Regions from separate parts of the Mus musculus genome. Here region 2 is linked to region 1. A link is a loop called in an ENCODE intact Hi-C map of the cell type or tissue named here. Cell type or tissue: left cerebral cortex. All regions are shown on one strand. Links, peaks and the distances in the headings refer to the core of each region. The heading gives the core; the rest is flanking DNA. Region 1 holds the start of Aph1b (aph1 homolog B, gamma secretase subunit). Region 2 overlaps Usp3 (ubiquitin specific peptidase 3).

Region 1 (2,920 bases), core at 299-2,798:
AACTAGGCTGGCTTCAAAATCACTATGTCGCTATGAACCCAAGGCTATACATCTCCAGCCCACCTAAATACACCATTTTAGAAAAATTAAAAAAACAGAGAGACTCTTCTTTAAACAAAAACAAGAACAAACAAACAAAACCCTATAGTAGGGCCAAGGGTATAGGTCAGTGGCAGAGCTCTCCTCTAGCTTCCACAAAGACTCTGGTGTGGAGGGCATGGGGGTAGGGAGATAAAGCAAGCAAGCAAACTCACAAAAACCCTGTAGCTGTGATTATCTTAGCTTTTTATGACAAAATAGTTACTGTATCAATGTTATATAAAAACTGAATAAGGTTGCAAAATTTTCAATCCAAGCTTTAAACTATCCATATATTTCAGGTATCATACAGCAATTTTAGACAACACAGCAGTTACAGAAGATAAGTGTTAGGCAATGACAGTTGTGTTCTAGGTAAATAAATAAATGCATAAATAAAGCATAGCATAAGAAATCAATTTAAATACTTACATCCTAACCCCAAAAAGAGAGCTCATGGCTTGGTTTTTTGTTAAATGTATCTTTCATTTGCAGACTTGAAACTATAGAAAATATTTTTAAGTGAGCCTTTGTTTCCCACTAACAGTTAAAATAATGGAAGGCATAATTTCCATAAGAATAATTTATTTGAGGTGGTAGGAGGGAAGCATGAAGTTCAAGTGGAAAGGCTCTTTATTGTTTCAGTAATTATTTCCCTGGGTTATTTTTCTTCAATAGTGGATTTCTTTTTGTTCATTCATATCTTGCCTGTTTCCTCTCATTATAAATTCTACCAGGCCAGAGCTTCTGTCTCTTAACCCACCTTTGTACCTCAGCTTCTACAAAGTGTCTGGCATTGGGAAATTTTTGAAGAAACACTTTTGGGAAGAATGAAGAGAGAAAGATAAGGAGGAGCAGGAGGGCAGGCAAACCGGATTGTAAATTTAAATATTCAATATTTTCAGGCTAAAATTGTAGCAATCACTAAATCGTAATTCAAGTCTAACTGGGAAAATAAAACAAACACTTAACTTACTTTAACAGCTTATAATATGCGAGCCTGAACAGCTCTTGGATACAGACAGAGAGCAACACTCCGAAGATGAGCAGGTAATTCTGTACTGGTCCATCTCTGTTGTCAGTAATGACTCTCACTAGGAACCAAAAAACGGATGACAGCAGGAGAGACACCAACCAGAAGAAAGCACTGGAACGTAGAAGGAAAAAAAAAATCACAAGTTAACAGAAGCACAGGCTTAATAATGACTTTAAATCAAACCTGCTTGAGCTACAAATCATTTTTAGTAAACAATCCTCACAAAGTGATGTTTTAGATCAGAATTTTTTTTTTCTCCTAGTGAGACAAATAGTCCAAGAGGAACGTCAGATGTGCTTAACAAGAACGATTCAGTGACCCTGTCGCGTGCACGCTAGGGCACTATCTGTCAAGGACTAAGAGGCACTTGGTTGCTGACTATTTTTCCTAAGAGATGCTTTGTGTGCTATAGAAATATACAACCAGTGACAGTTGCAAATTTCATATCCTCAAAATTCACCAGAAAATATAAGTTTAATGGTTAGATATTGTCAAGTGTCTTTTTCTAAAAGAAAATGAATACCTAACGCCTGCATTAATATAATGGAAAGTTCAGAAGCTGCAAACTTCGGGCAGGTGCAGCGAGACCAAGACCACGTTCACCAGCAGAGTTCCGGTATTTACCAAGCTCCCAGGAGGACATGCCGCCTGGTCAGTTGTTACTGTGTTTTCTCGAACTTTCCTCCTTGACTGCACCCAAACCATTACCCAGGAGTCTACAAAGAAAATCTGAGCCTGAATAGTCTGCACAGACATTCTGAGTCCGAGGATTGATGTGAGGGTGGGGGGCAGGGAATAAACATCTGATCTCCAGGTGACTTTAATGGCAGAGAGTAGTGATAACGACTCTTCGATGCTGCTCAGCACTGAGGGAAATGAGAGATTCCTACAGAAAGACAAAGGCTTCATGCAGGAATCTATCTGCTTGTTCCCACACTCAGCCAACAGAAGCCAAGGGGCGCCTGCTTAGCCTACGGGCCTGCTCTTCTCAGACCCTCCCAGGAACAGTTCCAGCCCTGGACCGCACCACAAGCTGGAGCCCCTGGGAGATGGGGATCCCGGGGTCGTGGGAACCCAGGAGAGGGAGGGAACCCGCGGCGTCCGGGACACAGCGCAGCCTCACCCGGCGATGAGGAAGATGACTCGCAAAGGGTCGGTGGCGATGGTGAAGACATAAAGAGCGAGCGCGGGCCCGAAGGCGATGAAGGCGCAACCAAAGAACACCGCAGCCGTCATGACGACCTCGGGAGCCAGTCGCGGGGGCCCGAGGGCCCTGCAGTGCCCAATGGACAGCGGGTCCTGGATACGGGGCGGGGCTGGGTGGCGAGGCTCCGGTGCTCCGTCAGAGCAGTGGACGAGGCGGAGCCCGTGAGGCGGGGTCTGGAGATGCCGAGGGCGGGACGGGGCTCGAGAGGCGGAGCCTTCGGTGCCCTAGTCAAAGAGGCAACAGGAGGGAGCTTCGGGAGGCCAGGCCTGGAAGAGTTCCATAGCCTATCAGAGTGGACGGCAGAGCGAGGGTTGGCATGCAGGACCTCGAGGTCCTCTAGTCACACGGGACAAGGCAGGGTTCGGGAGTTGGGGCCTGAGCTGCTCCTTGGCCTGTAAAAGCGGGTTGCTGGGCGGAGCTCGGCAGGGGACTCGAGGTGCTCCGAGGGCAGAGGAGGGGCGTGGCTTCGGAGCACAGATCCTGTCAGAACAGGGAACGGAGGTCGGAAGGCGGAGAGCCTGGAGGAGTCCCACGCCCAGTCAAACCGGAGCCAGGTCGGAGCCTGGGAGGCGGGGCTTTGAGTCGCTCCCAGACCTGTC
Region 2 (2,920 bases), core at 278-2,777, 200 kb before region 1:
TAGAGTGATTTAGGGGTGAGTGTACTGGAAATTTAGAGGCTCTTTCAACTCTTTAAGCAATTAATCAGGGAGAAATTTCATGACTTCCCAACTATAACATAGCTCCAAATCAACAGCACTTTAAGCCCCTAAACTCTAGGAACTTGTCTTTCTTTTGTTTAAAAACAGAACTGTTTAGGATATATTTTTTAAATACTTCATGTTTTATCCCTGTCTTTTGCCACTAGTTAAACTTTCTACCTACAAAAATGCCAAGCCTCCAGCCCTGAAAATAACATCTGGTGTATGCATAGAACACAAGGCTTGAGAGACTGGCCCAGTTTTCATGTAAACTTTTGTAATTTAAAACTAGAGTGCTCTAAGCCACAATCAGGCAGGCATCAATCAGCTTTCATCTTATTAGGAGATCCCGATTTCCAACATTTACCTTAAACTATGACATGGATTTATTTTCTAAACGGGAGTTTCCTGATTCTCCAACTAGAATAGACTTCTTTGAGAGCAAGGGACCACTAGACCCCATGATCTGTTTCTCAGCTAATGTGTTTCAAACTTCAAGTATTTACAAATGAATACCTACTGCCAGCTTCATGAATTTCTCTAATTTTATAATGTGAGTTTGAAAGTGCAGGTGTCCCTAACCATTCTGCCTATGAGATCTCAAAGTAGGATCTTTAACCTTCAGTCAGACTTCAGGGGTCCCTTTTCAGTGGATCCAGAAGGTCAAAGGTATTTCCATGAATGATACTAAGATCGGTAGAAAGAAAAAGATACAACTATATTACTTTGTTTTGGTTTTGTTGTTGTTCTGTTTGGGTTTTTGTTTTTCAATACAGAGTTTCACTGTGTAGCTTTGCTATCCTGGAACTTGCTCTGTAGACCAGACCAGCCTAGAATTCCAGAGATTCGCTTGCCTCTGCCTCCCAAGTGCTGAGACTAAAGGCATCTGCCACTACTACTGGCTCTAGTTTACTTGAATGTTTCCTTTTGATCTCTCAAGAGCATAAAATGGAGTTTTCAACATAATATGTGAAGTTTGATATCTGAAGAGACTGCAATGAGAAGCAGATGTGACAATCCAGATGTCTTTACAAAAAACATGACTGTGGTGGTGGTGGTGGTGGTGGCAAACACCTTTAATCCCAGAACTCAGGAAGTTGAGGCAGGTGAATGTGAGTTCAAGACCAATTCTGAAATTTTTTCACATAAATTATTTCTGTTTATAAGTATTAGATTTATTATTGTTACTCATAATTAAATCAGTAAATATTTAGTTTTAACTTCTAATATATTAATAGATATAAGTCACACAAATACCCAGGATTCTGAAAAATGTTCAGATTATAAAGAGGTTTTACAAATAGAAGTTGTATGAAATCTGTAGCATACAATTACATAACACACAATGCCCTCCACAGCTAAGTAGCTCTAGTTAGTTCTGAAATATCATTACTCTTACCCCCTAATCTTGCTGAGTTCTGTATCTCCTTGTAAAACAATTCATCATATAGTCAATGTGTTTGAGCTCCATTTAATAGGCTTAGACATTTAATTTTCAGAGTCCTATTTATAAAAATGTACTAGTCTGTGATACCATTAAATTACTTAGACACAAGAAAGCAGTAGTTTCTCAGACTTTCACACACAATCTTGCTCATCCTAACAGAGACCTGTGAGTAAATCCAAAGCACTGTTCTTTCTCCGGATGACATATTGAAACTCACACTCAAGGAATCGGGAGTGCTGGTCCACAGAGGTGGTGCCTGCTAGAGTCTGTGCTGCTGGTCTTTTGCAATCTGCCTGGCTGTTTCACTGGGGTATATTTGCATACTCCCAATGAAAATAAGGCAGGGGCATTACTTTTATTGTCTAGGTGCCAAAACAGGGATTTTCTCCCTCCTCAGTAAGAGTGTATGACACTCAATACCAGTCAGAGCATTACTTCAACACACTGGCTACCCTTTTAATCTCCTACCAAAAATAATACACACATACATACATACCTACCTACATACATACAGGATTGTTGAAGAAAAATAAAAGCCAGAATACATAACACTCCAAGATGATGAGTTAGTTGGTTAAGGGATCACAGATTTACCAATCATTTAATTACTGAAACTACAGACAGGCAAGAACAAGATCAAGCTTTATACAATAATATTTGATTGTACCAATGAAGGGATGCCAACAGGTTAAAATAGGAGGCCATTATGAAATAAGCCTGAGATAGAAAAAAAAAAAAAAAAACACCCACTGAGTTGTGAAACTAGCTTTATTAGTACTATAAATGCAAGTGATTAGACCCATCCTTCCAAAACAGGGTCAGAGGCAACCATTTACTGCACGTTGTAAAGAAATCACCCTTCCATTACTAATTTGTTCTTGTTTTCAGCACAAGTCTCCCAGTTATGCTCCATTTTAATGTGCTGAATTCCTCAAGAGGGGCTTCATTTGCTGTCTCTTTTCCCCAAAGTGGACTCCCTAACTGATGGAGGCAAGACTGACTCACAACAGGATACCTGCCACTTGCATAATTTTTTTAGATGCATGTGCACAGTGAAGCCATTTCTAAGTTTGATATAATTTTACATAGAAAAAAAATTAGGCTTGTATTGATACACCCATCTCGGAATCCCTGTAGTTGACTACAGATGAACAAGAAGTGCCCCATTCCTTGTGAGGTGTAAGCTTTTCCTAGTGAGAGGGTGTGTGTGTGTGTGTGTGTGTGTGTGACAAATCTCTCTTGAGAAAATTCAACTATAGCCCCACAGCTACAGCTAATGAACTAACAGACCACATGGACTGGCCTGTTGTTGGTAGTGTTATGTTCCAAGCTCAAGACTCACTGTTGAAGATGTATTTACAGGTAAGACCCATTCACACAAGTTCTGCACTCCCACAAAGAACTGCAATACTG

Evidence for each region. Hi-C counts contacts between places; a loop is a spot of excess contacts. Peaks named below come from ENCODE experiments on the same cell type or tissue, not always from the same donor. Only the 100,000 strongest peaks of a DNase experiment are listed, where the experiment ranks them.
Region 2: it touches region 1 in a loop (2.3-fold over the local background); 1 of 42 quality-filtered maps calls a loop at or near these places.

What each region holds. Positions count from the first base shown.
Region 1 is chr9:66,793,016-66,795,935 of GRCm38, forward strand. It overlaps Aph1b (aph1 homolog B, gamma secretase subunit), which reads right to left and starts at 2,408. Exons shown (of 6, transcript NM_177583.4): 1 at 2,238-2,408; 2 at 1,055-1,225. The coding sequence starts at 2,350. In left cerebral cortex, for the core only: no CTCF peak of the experiment used is centred there; DNase peaks (open chromatin) are centred at 1,276, 1,743, 2,534 and 2,797; H3K4me3 peaks cover 2,500 bases; H3K27ac peaks cover 1,068 bases.
Region 2 is chr9:66,588,443-66,591,362 of GRCm38, forward strand. The region is part of intron 1 of Usp3 (ubiquitin specific peptidase 3); the gene reads right to left. Among named protein-coding and RNA genes, the nearest start is that of Usp3, 3.2 kb to the right of the region's middle. In left cerebral cortex, for the core only: no CTCF peak of the experiment used is centred there; a DNase peak (open chromatin) is centred at 1,763.